2 separate regions of the Homo sapiens genome follow, and region 1 is linked to region 2. Evidence: chromatin contacts called from ENCODE Hi-C or POLR2A ChIA-PET data. All regions are on one chromosome and are shown on one strand. Each heading gives the region's core, a stretch centred on a gene start or an enhancer-like site at or near the end of the contact. The rest is flanking DNA. Distances are from core to core; before and after follow the strand shown. Region 1 overlaps ABCG1 (ATP binding cassette subfamily G member 1). Region 2 holds the start of ABCG1 (ATP binding cassette subfamily G member 1).

Evidence for each region. A loop is a pair of places that touch in the nucleus more often than their neighbours do. ChIA-PET counts read pairs that join two places held with the same protein, here RNA polymerase II (POLR2A). Pooled maps may share reads with other maps.
Region 1: a map of adrenal gland shows a loop between it and region 2 (2.2-fold over the local background). The contact joins the enhancer-like site here to the promoter of ABCG1 in region 2. A Hi-C loop is called at or near these places in 8 of 168 maps with a recorded cell type or tissue (GM12878, adrenal gland, cardiac septum and 5 more), 1 of 37 single-sample maps with no recorded cell type and 13 of 50 pooled maps. POLR2A ChIA-PET finds 5 or more read pairs at or near these places in 2 of 52 experiments (WTC11 and common myeloid progenitor, CD34-positive).

The regions. Positions count from the first base shown.
Region 1 is chr21:42,273,464-42,280,303 of GRCh38, reverse strand. ABCG1 (ATP binding cassette subfamily G member 1) reads right to left here. Exons shown (of 15, transcript NM_016818.3): 5 at 3,359-3,409. Among named protein-coding and RNA genes, the nearest start is that of TFF3, 39 kb to the left of the region's middle. Within about 2 kb of position 3,928, at least 4 of the 41 ENCODE cell types and tissues checked have a DNase peak (open chromatin) inside an H3K27ac peak, as active enhancers do; they include endothelial cell of umbilical vein, where a contact is called at or near this core.
Region 2 is chr21:42,215,312-42,222,000 of GRCh38, reverse strand. It overlaps ABCG1 (ATP binding cassette subfamily G member 1), which reads right to left and starts at 2,861. Exons shown (of 15, transcript NM_016818.3): 1 at 2,697-2,861. The coding sequence starts at 2,738. LOC105372814 (a long non-coding RNA gene) reads left to right here and starts at 1,731. Exons shown (of 3, transcript XR_937748.4): 1 at 1,731-1,851. It also overlaps the pseudogene RNA5SP492. RefSeq lists an enhancer at 1,421-1,952 and a silencer at 2,883-3,152.

The DNA.
Region 1 (6,840 bases), core at 2,679-5,178, 57 kb before region 2:
ATCCCATTGTGTTTCCATGAGACAGAGAGAGAACTTTGACCTAGGTGCACATCGGGGGTTGGAGGGAAGTGAGTGAAGGCACAAAGTTGCTGCCCTGTTCTCCTGAAGCAATCCTGATGGTGGGCCCGATGGCGAGGCATGCACCTGTGCCATGGCTGAGGAACAGCTGGGTCTGCTGGTGAGGAGCATGTGCAGGACGCAGCGTGGCCTCCAGGTCCTGTGGGGAGGGCTCTCTGCATTGTTCAATCCAGCCGAAGAGGAATCTGAGGACGGCGCCAGGGGCTCACCCCTCAGGGATGATTCAGCCACATGAGCTGATATTTTTGCCCTTGTAAACCCAGTTGAAAATAGCTGGAGGCTCTCATCCGGGCCGTGTCTTAGGCAGGGCCCAGGCACCACGAGGACACACACCTATGGGTGCCATCTGCCTTCGGGTCCCGTGTAGCTACTCCTGGGAGGCGCCTCCATTCTCCACCAAGATGCCAGCTTGTTCTGGGTCTTCCAGCTCCGGCAGGCCAAGGGCCTGGCTTGCTGTGACTTCAGCACGGAGCCTGCTGAGCAGCACTCACTGTGCGCCCAGCCCATGGGGAGAGCGACTTTCACCAGCTACCCCGGAAAAGGCTGGTGGCTGTCGCCTTATGCTGCAGGGAAGCAATCCCACAGCCCCTCCCATATGGATCACATGGGCTCCATCGAGCTCAGAGACCTTAAAGAAACCATCCAGTTCAGGTTGCACTGCCCCAAAAGGCAGGTGGGGCCTGGCTTCCTGTCCCCACGTTACAGGTGAAGCTCGGCTCGGGGCACAGCAGGCAGTGGCCCAAGGCCATCCGGTGGGTTCCAGGAGGCCAGGATGGAGGGCTCCCCCGTGTGCTCAGCTCTACTTCACCACAGGGCCTCTCCGTGTTAGCAAGTCTCTCCGCCCTCCGCCTCCTGCGTCTGCTCCCCCGGCCTCCGGTGATCCCCGAGACCCTCTCCACCGTTTGCTCTGTCCTTGGGCCTTATTTTGGGTCAGAGAGACAGAATTCCCTCTCTCCAGCGCCTCCCTCTCCAGAGCTCTTGGCTCCTCCTCCACGCCGAGCATCAGTGACCACTTCCACCGTCTCTCCTTGGAGCCCCCACAGCCGCCCCTCAGCTTGCAGGCCAGCATCTGGAGGGGTCTTTGGGACCTCGATGGAGGGCTATCCGAGACAAAGAGATTGGATTGTGCTTCCGACACCCCATGAAAGCAGGGAGGCCGGGGGATGGGAAGGAGGGCCCTGAAAGGCGGATCCAGGGGCACTGCATCCAGGCTTCGGGAGGAGCAGCTTCTTGAGTCTCCGGGTGGAAAAGCCTCTGCTTCATGGGGGCCCTGCACACTCTTGCCGGCCTCTCCTCTTGTCCTGTAGCTGATGGCAAGGAGGGCCCAGGACTGGGGGGTGGCAAAACTGACCTCAGACAGGGAGAGTGAAGGTCGCCCTGGCTCAATCCCAGGGCCCCGTTCTGTTGATTTGGGTTCATCTCCCATGGGAGACTTCGCCGAGACTCAGCTCTGACACCTGCTTTTCTCCATGTTCTTCTGTGTGCCTGGAACTAAGGCTCTCGTTTGTTACGTTCACTGCTGTAACGAAGTCCCCCACACTGGCTGGTTTCCACAACAGAAACTCCCGCCTCAATTCTGGAGGCCAAAGTCTGAGATCGAGGGCAGCAGGGTTGGTTCCTGAGGCCCCTCTCCTGGGCTGGCAGATGCCGCCTCCTCCCTGTGTCCTCACGGGGCCATCCCTTGGTGTGTCTGGGTCCTCCTCTCCTCTTCTTACAGGGACACAGTTAGACTGGACTGAGGCCCACCCATATGACCCCATTTTAACTTCATTACTTCTGTAAAGACCCGATCTTCAAATACAGCCATTTCTGGGTTTCTGGGGTGTAGGCTTTAACATATCATCTTTTGGGGGGAATTCAGGCCATAACACTCATCTTCCATAACTTGGTATAAGTAACATTCTCGGGCTTGGGAGGTGGTGTGTGTGTTGTGGGGGGGTGTCTACGTTACATTGTTTAGAAAACACTATCCAGAGGGGGCTCTCGCCTTTCAGCCTAGACAATAAACTCACAAGGCTGGGTCTTCTGCCCCCATGAAGGGCCAGGAACACATGTGATTTCCACATTTTCTCTCTTTTGGTTTCCACTCATCCATTTTCTTTTCAATCTCAGAATAAAAGAATTCCACACAGAACATTTTCTGTAGCAACAAAGAGTCATTTTCCTTCTCTCAGACATTAGGCTCTTTCCACCTGCACCGGGCATTTCACCCCCCAGCCCCGGTGACACGGGCTGAATCCTGAGTTTTGAAGGGCACAGTTGATGGGGGAGGAGGAGCATTAAGGTTGTCCAACTCTTTTTTTCCATACCAAAGTGGTTTACATTTACTTAATATTAGCTATTACAGATGACCGGAGAGGGGGAAATGCCGGAAATAGAATTGCTATGACTGTTCCTCAGTATGTTTGACTCTGTCCCATCAATCACTTCATTTTATACCAGAACACAAAGGGCCATGTCGAGCCATTGGCACTAACCCGGCAAACCCCACTCTCAGCTGCTGCCAGACTGTGAGCCTTTAAGGGTGTTAGGAGAGAAAGATAATCTTATAGAAGGGGGGTTTCCCCAAATTCCATCTCACACTGAAAATCCCACCAGCACTAGCTGCAGTGGAGAGGAGGACAGTGGGTTTCCCGTGGAGGGTGTGTGAGTCCAGGCTGGTGGCCTCCTTCCTCTGTGTGGCTTTCTGCTGCTCCCCCTGGCTCTGCCCACCTGCATCTGTCCCTGCTCCCTGGGTTTAGGAAGCCAAAAAAAAAATGGCTAAAGGGATTAGAAAGTCTTCATCATCCTGGAAACGTATTTATTTTCTTTTTTAAGAGGCCGGTTAATAACATGTAAGAACTAAATTTCTTCTTGCAAGTGTAGGTGGATGGAGGGTGGTTATTTTTAAACGAATGACTAACCATCTTCATTGTTATTGTCTTATAAAAAATTTAATATCGATCATATTAAACACTAAAAGGGCAGCACTCTTGGTCTAACCCTGAAGCTGGCATCTTCTGGCCCCATGAGTGCCAAGTCTGTTGTCCCTCACATTACATTCCGACTCCTGAATCTGAGAATCAAAGCCATGAGCGTGTGCACCAGATCTGCCTTTCTTGGCCTCTGGCTGCTGCAGGCCACAGCACTCCCTGAAATGTTGCCTGTCCCACACACGGAAGGCAAGGCAAAAACAAATCAACAAACAAAAGCCAATGCCAAAATGCCCCGGCAGGCACACCTTCCACATGCACGTCATGCACTTTCTGGACCACTTGTGGGCACCAAACAACCCACTTACCATTTCCCTTCTGCCTTCATCCTTCTCCTGAAGCTTCAGATGTGCCGACACCTGCAGGGGACAAGGACAACAGTGTGGAAGCAGAACAGACGGCCACTGGCAGTGTGAGCCTCATGCCCGCACTGCAGGCCACGGTGCAGCTAGCCAAGATGCAGCTAGCCACAGTGCCACTAGCCACGGTGCAGCTACCCACAGTGCAGCTAGCCACAATGCCGCTAGCCACGGTGCAGCTAGCCACGGTGCCACTAGTCACGGTGCAGCTATCCACAGTGCAGCTAGGCATAAGGCCACTAGCCACGGTGCAACTAGCCACCATGCAGCTAGCCACGGTGCCACTAGCCACCGTGCAGCTAGCTGATCATCATGGAAAACCCAAGGAGTTCTTGGCTTCCGATGCCCCTGCTTTAACAATGGTAGGATGGCAGGAGAGCAGTCCATGTGCGATGCTTCCTGCTATCTCAGTTGAATTCTCTGCTGTACCCAGGAGAGAAGTCAGATGTGGGCCATTTAGAGGTAAGAAAGCCCCAGGCATCAGGGGCTTGGCGACCAGCCTGGGCGGAACCAGTGGTGCGAGTTAGGAATTCCACAAACCGCCTGTTAAACTGCTGAGGCTTGAACTTATCCACAGGAGAGTCTTTACAGCACAGGAATTTACGAGGGCGACACGTCAGGATGCCGCGTTTTGTTGTTGTTGTGTTTTTTGAGATCCCGTTTGCTAACACAGCACTGGGCTCCTGGCCCTGCTTGGGAAAACCCAGAGTAGATCACCATGCACAGGACGGGCCTTGCTTCCACCCTCCTGCCTCCCGTGGCCTTGGGCAAACGTGCAACCTCCATTTCCTCACTGGCACAATGGTGAGGTTAAGCTCTGTCCACCTCATTAGCTAGAGAAGTTGCTGTGAGGATCAGAGGAGAGGGTGAGATGCAGGGCGGTGGCGGGGAGGGGGGCGGGGTGTGGGGCAAAGAGGTCTCAGGCCCCAGAGCTGGACAGGGTCAGGCCCACGCTCCTGCCATGTGACACTGCCTGCCATTTCTCAGTCTGCCTGGCTGCAAGGATGAAAAGCATAAACATGCACAACTGTGTCTGATGTGGGATCCGGACTCCGCAACGGGCGGCCAATATCTCCTCCGTGTGAGACAGGACCTTGAGTGGTAACATGTACCATAGCCTCAGAGTATTTCTCCAGGGCCTCATGAAATTCTCAGAATCAAAATCGAACTGAATTTGATTGTGAAAATAGATCATTTCACAGCAGGTTCGGTGGCGAGGTTGGGAGAGGACAGCAGGAGTCCCTAGTCGCATCTGTGGAGAATGCAGCCATTGAGCTGCGGTCCCAGTGAAGGGTCTCGAGCATGTGGCCATGGGGTTCACTCAAGAACTTACTGAGAAGTCAAACTCGGGCTACCCAAGACGCAGGAGCTGTTCAGGAATCAAGAGGGTGTGCATGGAGTTTGCACTTAGGGCATACATGGAACAGTGAACATTAGGGTCAAGAAAAACTTCACGACTGCTTTGCAGCATCTGTTCGCCAACTCCTCAGAGGTCCTCTGCGCCCCATCTGAACATCCATTTGGAGGCCAGATCAGCAGTCAGGGCTCCATGGGGCACACACCGCCCAGGGATGCTGGGCCCAGGGGAATGGCGTCTGCTTACCCACAGAACACGCAGGACCAGGGAACACGAATGGGAACAGCCCCACAGGTTCCTGCTTCTGTTTCCCCACAAAGAAGTTTAGGGAGCAGATCATGTGTCTGCAAACGTAACCTGCTTCTCTTTGCTGAGCTAAGAACCCCTTGGCACTGCCCTTCACGTGCCACTCTCAGACACCATGGGGAAGAAGCTTTGCCCAACCCAAGTCAGGGTCTCTCCAGGTGGAAAACCAAGGCGAACCCCCATCTACTGACCAAAGCACAGAGCAGATCAAGCTGAGGATGCCCCCTAGGGTGCCAGGAGAGACATGAAGCCTGGGGACTCTTCTTTTGCAGCGAACAAGGAGGAAGCAGAAATATAAACAGTCCCCCACATAAAGCCAGCCATGACTGGCAACTGGAGCTGCACACTGATTTTCAATCTCCTCTTAATGGGAGGATTCTGGTGGTTGCCTCTGCTCACAGTTAGGTCTGTGTGGTTTCAGTCGCCATGAGTTGGGCCTTTAAAAAAAAAAATGGCCCCTGCCGGGCACGGTGGCTCACACCTGTAATCCTAGCACTTTGGGAGGCTGAGGTGGGCAGATCACGAGGTCAGGAGTTCAAGACCAGCCTGGCCAACATAGTGAAACCCCATCTCTACCAAAAATACACAAATCAGCCGGGCATGGTGGTGGGCGCCTGTAGTCCCAGCTACTTGGGAGGCTGAGGCAGAAGAATCGCTTGAACCTGGGAGGCGGAGGTTGCAGTGAGCTGAGATCGTGCCACTGCATTCCAGCCTCGGTGACAGAGCGAGACTCTGTCCCCAAAAAAAAAAAAAAAAGGCCCTGGAAACCCAGATGCATGGCACTTGGCTGGGTCGCGGTCTGTCCAAGGAGCACAACCAGCTATTCCAGAAACCCAGGCAGAGGATATCCCCTGGACCCTTCTGTGGCCCCAAGAGGGGAAGATATTTTTAAACTTCCCCAAATACTGGATTTATCCACAGAGGACATAAGTGAAGATACTGTGGGGAGGCTTACTAGGAGTGAAAAGAAACAGTGACCAAGTTGAATTGATTAGGCACCAACTGCATGTCAGAATTCTACCCCACCTTCCCTGTATTTTCCCTTTCAATATTTACACCAACCCCATACGGTCTTGCAGATGAGGACACTGAGGCTGTGAGGATAAAGCAGGTGCACGGCAGGGAAGCTGAGCTGGCAGTTAAAGGTGCGCCTTTGGAGACAGACAGCCCTGGCCACGTGTGGCCATCAGCAGCCGTGTGACCCTGGGCTCCTGGCTTCACTGGGGGAAGCTCCATTTCCCACCCACTTTTTTGGGATGACATATCTGGTGTGTGTAGAGCTATGTGCTCAGGGCCTGGGACCCAGGAGATGCTCGGCCACTGCTGGTTTCATTTTCCCACCTGGGAGGCAGGTGAGTCAGAGGAATAGACCCTTGGTATCCTGACCAAGGCACCAGGCGAGTGGGTGCTTGGGCCAAAGACACGGAAAGACTCAAGGATAGCTGACAGGAAGGAGAATCCCAAGCACTGGCCTGCAGGAGAAATAGTATGGTGGCTGCCCTGGAGAGGATCACCCAAGCCAGCCGGGTTAATAACCTTCTCAGAAACTTGACCCCAACCCTGCCAAACAAGGTCCATTAAACTCACAGTCTTGGGGGGTTTTGGGATGATGCTGCCTGTCCCAACAGCGAGTCTGGTGTTAGAACTCCGCTAGAGGGAGGTTGCTGGCCCTGTGCAGGCCGCGTGGCAGAGCCCTTGGGTCCCTCGCAGCTGGGCACTCGGCCAGTGCTGTGTCTAATGTGGGCGCTGGGGACAGGCGGCAGGGGCG
Region 2 (6,689 bases), core at 1,612-4,111:
TCCTGGCTGCTGTTCATGGGAATATTTTCCTGGGCGCTGAGCAGAGTGGCCTGTGATTGCAGTTTGAATCCTGGGCAGATAGAGATGCCTGTTTAGCTGGGGAGGGTCTGTAGCAGTCAGTAAGCCACCCACAGGCCGTGGTGAGCCGCATTCACTCCATTTCCACCAGGAACACAGAGACAGAAACTTTTTCTCCTAGCATTAGGAGGAAGTCAGGAAACAGGAGGAGGAGCCAGTCAGCAGCACAGTTAGCACGCAGCTGTCTGTCTTCTCTCTTTGGTTCACTGCTGCCAGCCTTGGTACCTGCCTAAGCATCCTAAGCACATAAGAGGAAAATGCACTGACCAAGAGCCCCCAAGGCGACTGCCCAGAAGAAAATACCAAAGGCATCATACCCTGAACTGAGCCAGAGACCAGACCGCACTTGAGGGGTCACTTGGAATCCCAGAACACCTCCAAATACCACCCTCCCACTGGACGCATTTGCCACCCCTTGTATGCCCACCGAACTCAGGGGCTCCAGCATGTTCCCCCGAGTGCCTGGCTCACCCCCAAGTACCTCCTTTGACTCACAGCTCAGAGGGTCCACACCAGGATGGACCCCAGGGCAGGGAGGTGAAGGAAAAGCAAAGCTTAAGATCCTGGTATCTCTGAAGGGCTCTTTGTTTATGACTTGGCCAGAATTTATTTTATTTTTAATTTATTTTTCTTTTAACCCTACAGCCCCCAGAATTCCCAGGTGGTCTCTCATTCAAGGACTAGCCGGGGCCTAACTCTGCTTAGCTTCTACCATCAGATTATTGCTTTCAGGGTGGGACAGCTGTGCATGAATAGAAATGTTTAAACTTTTTTTAAAGTACCCAGTTTTCAGAGAGGAAAATAATTTTCAAAATAAAATAATGTTCTCCAAAACAATGAGCCCAGCCGTTACTGTCTCCACGTGATAACAAGACAGTTGAGCTCCGGGGGCATATTATCAAATGATAATATAACATTTTTTAAAAACTTGGTATTAAAAATCTGTACCTTAAAACATCGGATTCATTATTTTTCCACATGTCCATTATAGGAAAACCCACACCAAGCCACCTTTGCAGCTCTAGAAGGAATTCAAGAGTTAACTAGCATCTAATACAAGATCTATAACTTTCTCTACCTGCAACTAACATCAATAACCTCCTTAATTTTCCATGGTCAACCTCATTTAGAAATCCTAATAGATGAACAAGTGCAAAAGGCAGAATTCCCAAGTGTTGCCCAAAGATTCAACCAGAGAAAAGCAAGTGTCACCGGGAGGGAAACGGCTTTTCCGTTTTGTTCACTGCCTCTTCTACGTAGAAGCCACGCAGGGAAGGCAGGGCAGCCCAGAGAGGCGAGTCAGCCTGCGGGTCTCCCGCTCGGGCTCTCCCCTCCTCCACCCACCGCCTGGCCATGTCTGCGGCCCCATTCTATCGTTTACACAAAATCATTATATAATGAGCTGGCGAGGCTCCGTATGTTCTACAGTAACCTGTTTGGAATCATAGGATGCAGTTGTCACAGCGGAGCATGCGCAGAAACCTGGCTATTTTTTTTTTTTCTCTTGAGCTCAAGGCAAGAGGTAACTGTCGGTCAAATCCTGCTGAGCCCTGCTGACTTCAAATACAGGATGCTAAAAATGAAATACAGGGGAGGGGCGGGGTGAGCCCCGGAGCGTGCCATGCACTGTGGGCTTACAGCCTCGGGGAAGTAATATCAGGGTAGTAACTACACAGATACACGGCGTGGAATACGGAAGACTTTCCATTTGTACTTTAGCTACCTCTACGATGTTGGTGTGCTGGGCGTAGACATGAAGGGCGCTAGGATAAGGTGAGGTGGGTGGCTGGGGGCCTGATGATTGGTTTGTTGTTTGTTCCTAATGCCAGAAAACCAGAAAGGGAGATTCCTGACCACCCCTGGAAACAGCACTTACAGTAACTGTGTCCAGCAGTGAACTCGCCGACACCCCGCCATCCCTCTCCGGAGCTCGGGGAAGTGAAATGCGCATCCCTGTCCCCACCGCGTCTCTCTCTCCGGCGCGCGCAGAAAGGCGGCCGGCAGGAATCCGGGCTTGCCCCTCGCGGGTCTCCCCGGGCCTTCGCCGCCGCCTCCCCGAGTGGGTCCGGGAGAGGGTGTCCCCGGGAGTGCAGTCGCAGGCTCCGGCTCTCTGGGGGCAGCTTCCTCTTTTGTTCCCCCAGACCTTGCCTGGCGTTCCTGGGGATGGCGCGAGAAGTCCCCGGTCCCCAAGCCCACAGCCGCGCGCGCGGGGCTCCCCTTCTTCAAGTCCCCTCTTCCCTCCGGCCCAAGCTGCGGCCCCTCCCCAGTCCCCAGTGCGCTCCGGGTCCCCAGCTCCCCACGCCCCCCGCCCAGAAGCCATCAGGTCAAGGCCATCGGTCCAACTTGTAGGGCAACTCGCTGCCCCCGCCCCACTCCCGGCCCCTCCACCTAGTCCGTGCTCTCTGCCGGTGCAAGGGGCATCCCGAGGCTCCAGGTGGCCCTGGCGGAGGGGCAGGGGCAGCGATCGGAGCCGGGCGCCACTCTAGGGTGCCCTGGGTCAGCGCCCAGAGGACGCGCTCCTGGGAGGGGTGTCAGGTCGAGCTTGCGAGTCTTTGTGTGTTTCCTGCTCTCCTTGAAAATAAAACCGTTCCCGGCGGACGAAGGATGCGCTCACTCACCATGGCGGTGCCGACCGAGAAAGCGGCCATCAGACAGGCCATGCCCCGGGGGCGGCGGCGGCGGCGGCGGCGGCGGCGGCGGGGACGAGGCTTGAGCTGCGGGGCCGAGGCTGCGCTGGCTCCCGGCTCAGCCGCTGCGCGGGGTGCGGGCTGCGCTTGGGCTCCGGCTGGGATCCGGCTCCGGCTCTGGTTCCAGCGCGCCCGACCCCGCCCCGAGCGCGCGATTGGCCGGCACCAAGGGGGCGGGCGGGCCGGCAGGTGCGCGTGCTCTTGTTTTGCTCCTGCTGGGGGCGGCGGACCAGGACCCCTGAAGTGCAGGTTCCGGGAGCGGCCCGAGCCGAGGCCTCGCAGGCGGCATGGGAACCCCCTGCCACCCCGGAAACCCCGGGTCCCGAACTCGCGGGGGCTGGGCCAGCACGGGTGAGGCTGCGGGGACACCGGACAGACGCCGGGGTTCCCAGGCTCGGAAATCCACTGCCTCCAAGCCTCAAGCGGCTGTGTGATGGGGTCGAAGAGGGGGCGTCCAGGGAGGGAGAGTGAGGGCCAGGGGGCTTCTTTCTTGCTGCTGCTTCTTCCCTTCCCGCCCACCCCACCCCGACGGTGTTGGGCAGCTCTCTGCCAGGTAGGAGCTTGAGGACTAAAGAAGAGATAACCACTCCAACGCCCCCAACAGCACCGGTGTGGGGTGACCCCTGGCAGTGAGGCATCGTGTGCACTCACACATGTGACATTGCTGTGCGCCAGCCATGGTGCTAAGTGCTGGGTTACAAAGGGGTGCTGAGTGAAGATGCCCAGGCCTCTGCCCTCTGTTCACCCCCGAACAAAAAAAGAAAAGCCTCATTTTCTGCAGACAGAGGTGTTTCCAGAGCCATGTTCATGGAACTGTATAAGGAATAACACCAGGGCACACTCCCATGTGGCCCCAGGCTGGAATATCAGATGGTCCAGCATCTCTAAAGCCCTTATTATATATAAGTGGGGCCATTTCCTGGTATCCATGGTGACAAGGAATTCTTTACTCCCAGTCTCAGGCCCTAATGCTTTTGTTCAGTTGTTTGCATGTTGGGACGAAAAACAGGAATGCATTTCTTTTCATTTCCAGCACACCTGGGTCCCCCCTCCCAACCACACCTCAGATGAGCCAGGTCTCTCTCTTTCTCCTCACCTAGAAAGGAGGCACAGCTTTTTATGCCAGGCAGGTGGACTTCACACCCACAGGTCAGATGACTGTAACCAAATTCAGCCGCTCAAATCGAAGGAGAGAAAGGAGACACGGTTATGAGTTTAAGTGGGAGGCCTTGCCTTTGTCTGAATGGTGTTGTCTCAAGAGTCATCCAGCCGGGCGCAGTGGCTCACACCTGTAATCCCACCACTTTGGGAGGTCAGGAGATCGAGACCATCCTGGCTAACATGATGAAACCCCGTCTCTACTAAAAATACAAAAAATTAGCTAGGTGTGGTGGCGGGCACCTGTAGTCCCAGCTACTATGTAGGCTGAGGCAGGAGAATGGCATGAACCTGGGAGGCGGAGCTTGCAGTGAGCCGAGATTGAGCCACTGCACTCCAGCCGGGGTGACAGAGTGAGACTCCGTCTCAAAAAAAAAAAAAAAAAAAAAAAAAAAAAAGAGTAGATCCATTACCTTGATTTTACACTTGGCTGAAATGAGGAAATCTGACTGCTGTGTTTACCAGGTGCCACTGCCCGGGTGCCAGGCCTTGGAGGCTGTGTGGTGCCTTAAACATACACTGCAGGGAGGCCAGCAAAGCTTGAGTGTGTTGGGAAGAGGATTCAGATCCACAAACCTAGGGAGTGTTTACGCCAAAACACAGAGAGGAAAGTGCCTGATGGCTGGAGATGGGGACTGGTGCCCAGCCCTGGGACCCATCTCGCTCCAGGAACAGACAGGCCCTGGAGCACGAGAGGAGGCACGGAACACAGCCGGGGAGGAACTGTCCATGTGGCCAGGGCAAGTGAGGGTGCCTGCAATGACATAATTTCTGTCCAATATCCATCCTCCTCACTTCCAGGAATGTGCCCAGAATTTCCTTCTAGACATTCCCCCTCTTCTACCCCCACCCAGTTCTCTGCCCGAAGATTTATGCGGGATTGATTCACCTTCAGCTCGAGAATAGGCAATTGGCTTCAGCCGGTGGATGGCCCCCATCCAGCCTGGCCATCCTGGCTGGTCCGGAACTGGAAGTGTGAGGCAGTGCTTACTGGGCTGCTGGGAATGGCCAGGGGGATGGTGTGTGGAGCGTGAGGATGAAGTCAGAGAGGGAAGATGCTATGCTGGGCCCTTGTTGGCTTTGGCTGCTGGATTTTCTGTTGCAGGATAAGTGAAAGGGTCCTCACTTATCTGTCTGTACAGTGGGGTCAAAATCCCCACCACGTGGGAAATAAGGCATGGCAAGCACTTTCTAGCATGCCCAGCACCGAGTAAGCATCCCACTGTAGTCACTGCTGTGTTCCCCTCCAGCGCCCGATCGGGAAAGAAGCCAACAGTAGCGTAGCACAGGACCCCATTCCTATCAAGGCTCTTGGTTGTAAAGGACAGAAACTCCAACTGGCTTAAGCTAAGTACAGAAAGGTTCGGAGTGCAGTGGTTTCAGGACTACTGGGACCAAAGACCTGTACTACTCTGTCCTCAGCCCCTGGTCTCTTGCTGTCTCCACGGCTCTGGCCTCCCCAGGTGGTCTCCCCTCTGGCAGGCTGTCTCTGCATGGCCCCCCAGCAGCTGCAGGCTTGCTCCTGTCACCTGGCAGCAACCACTGCATCAGGGGGTTGCCAAACCCTGATGGGCCTGGCCTGGTTCACATGGGATGAAATGAGAAGGTTAACCCCAATGGGACCCTGCAGAAAGACTGGGCATGGGTGTCCAGCCAAGACTTTTCGAGGCATTCTAAGTAGAACCCTGAGGATCAACCAGGCAAGGGGAGCTCTCGACAGGACCAGCTTAGTCCCAACCCCAACAGAAATTTCTGCTAAGGCATTGCTGACAGCTGGTAATTTCCAGTGGGGAGCCACTTCCTGTCTGTATTAGTCCATTTTCACGCTGCCGATAAAGACATACCTGAGACTGGGCAATTTACAAAGGAAAGAGATTTAACGGACTCACAGTTCCATGTGGCTGGGGAAGCCTCATGATCATGGCGGAAGGTGAAAGGCATGTCTCACATGGCGGCAGACAAGAGAGAGAGCTTGTGCAGGGAAACTCCCCTTTATAAAGCCATCAGATCTCATGAGACTTATTCACTATCATGAGAATAGCATGGGAAAGACCTGCCCCTATGATTCAGTGATCTCTGACCAGGTCCTTCCTACAACATGTGGGAATTATGGGAGCTACAATTCAAGATGAGATTTGGGTGGGGACACAGCCAAACTATATCACTACCTCAACTGGCAACCCACTCCATTATTAAGTGTTGTCACCATTAGCAAACTGAACCTGTGTCCAATTGGACTCCCTATCACCCTGACTGCTCTGCACACCATAGCAACATGGAGTCACTCCCCAGAGTAGGCCCTGGCCAGCCAATGATGGCAACAACATTCTTTCCAGACCCTTGTTCTCTGGACCAGATGCCCCCAGTCTCTCCAGTGTGGCTTCCTAGAAGACGCCCTTTTGTCCCACTTTCCCCTTCTCGGGATGGGTGCCAGTTCCTCGTGTCCCTCATGAAATTCAGGGCCACCAAAGAACACCTATTCAGTGTGATCAGGACAGAACAGGCCAGGGTGATGTGCTCCTTCCCTCTAGAGGGTCTGCATCTATTAGCACAGCCCATGTTGGCCTTGACTTGCAGCCAACAGCATCACCCAGTTGACTTCGAGTGGAGTCAATGGAAGTCTAGGTCTGTGGGAAGAGAACTCTTATTCCATCTGGCCTTCCCTATGGTGTCCCATTTTAGAAGTGTCTGATTTATTTCTGTGGACTTCCAGCTGCTGAGGCTGAACATGAAGGGGAGAAAGGGGCACACTGAGGACTTGGCCTC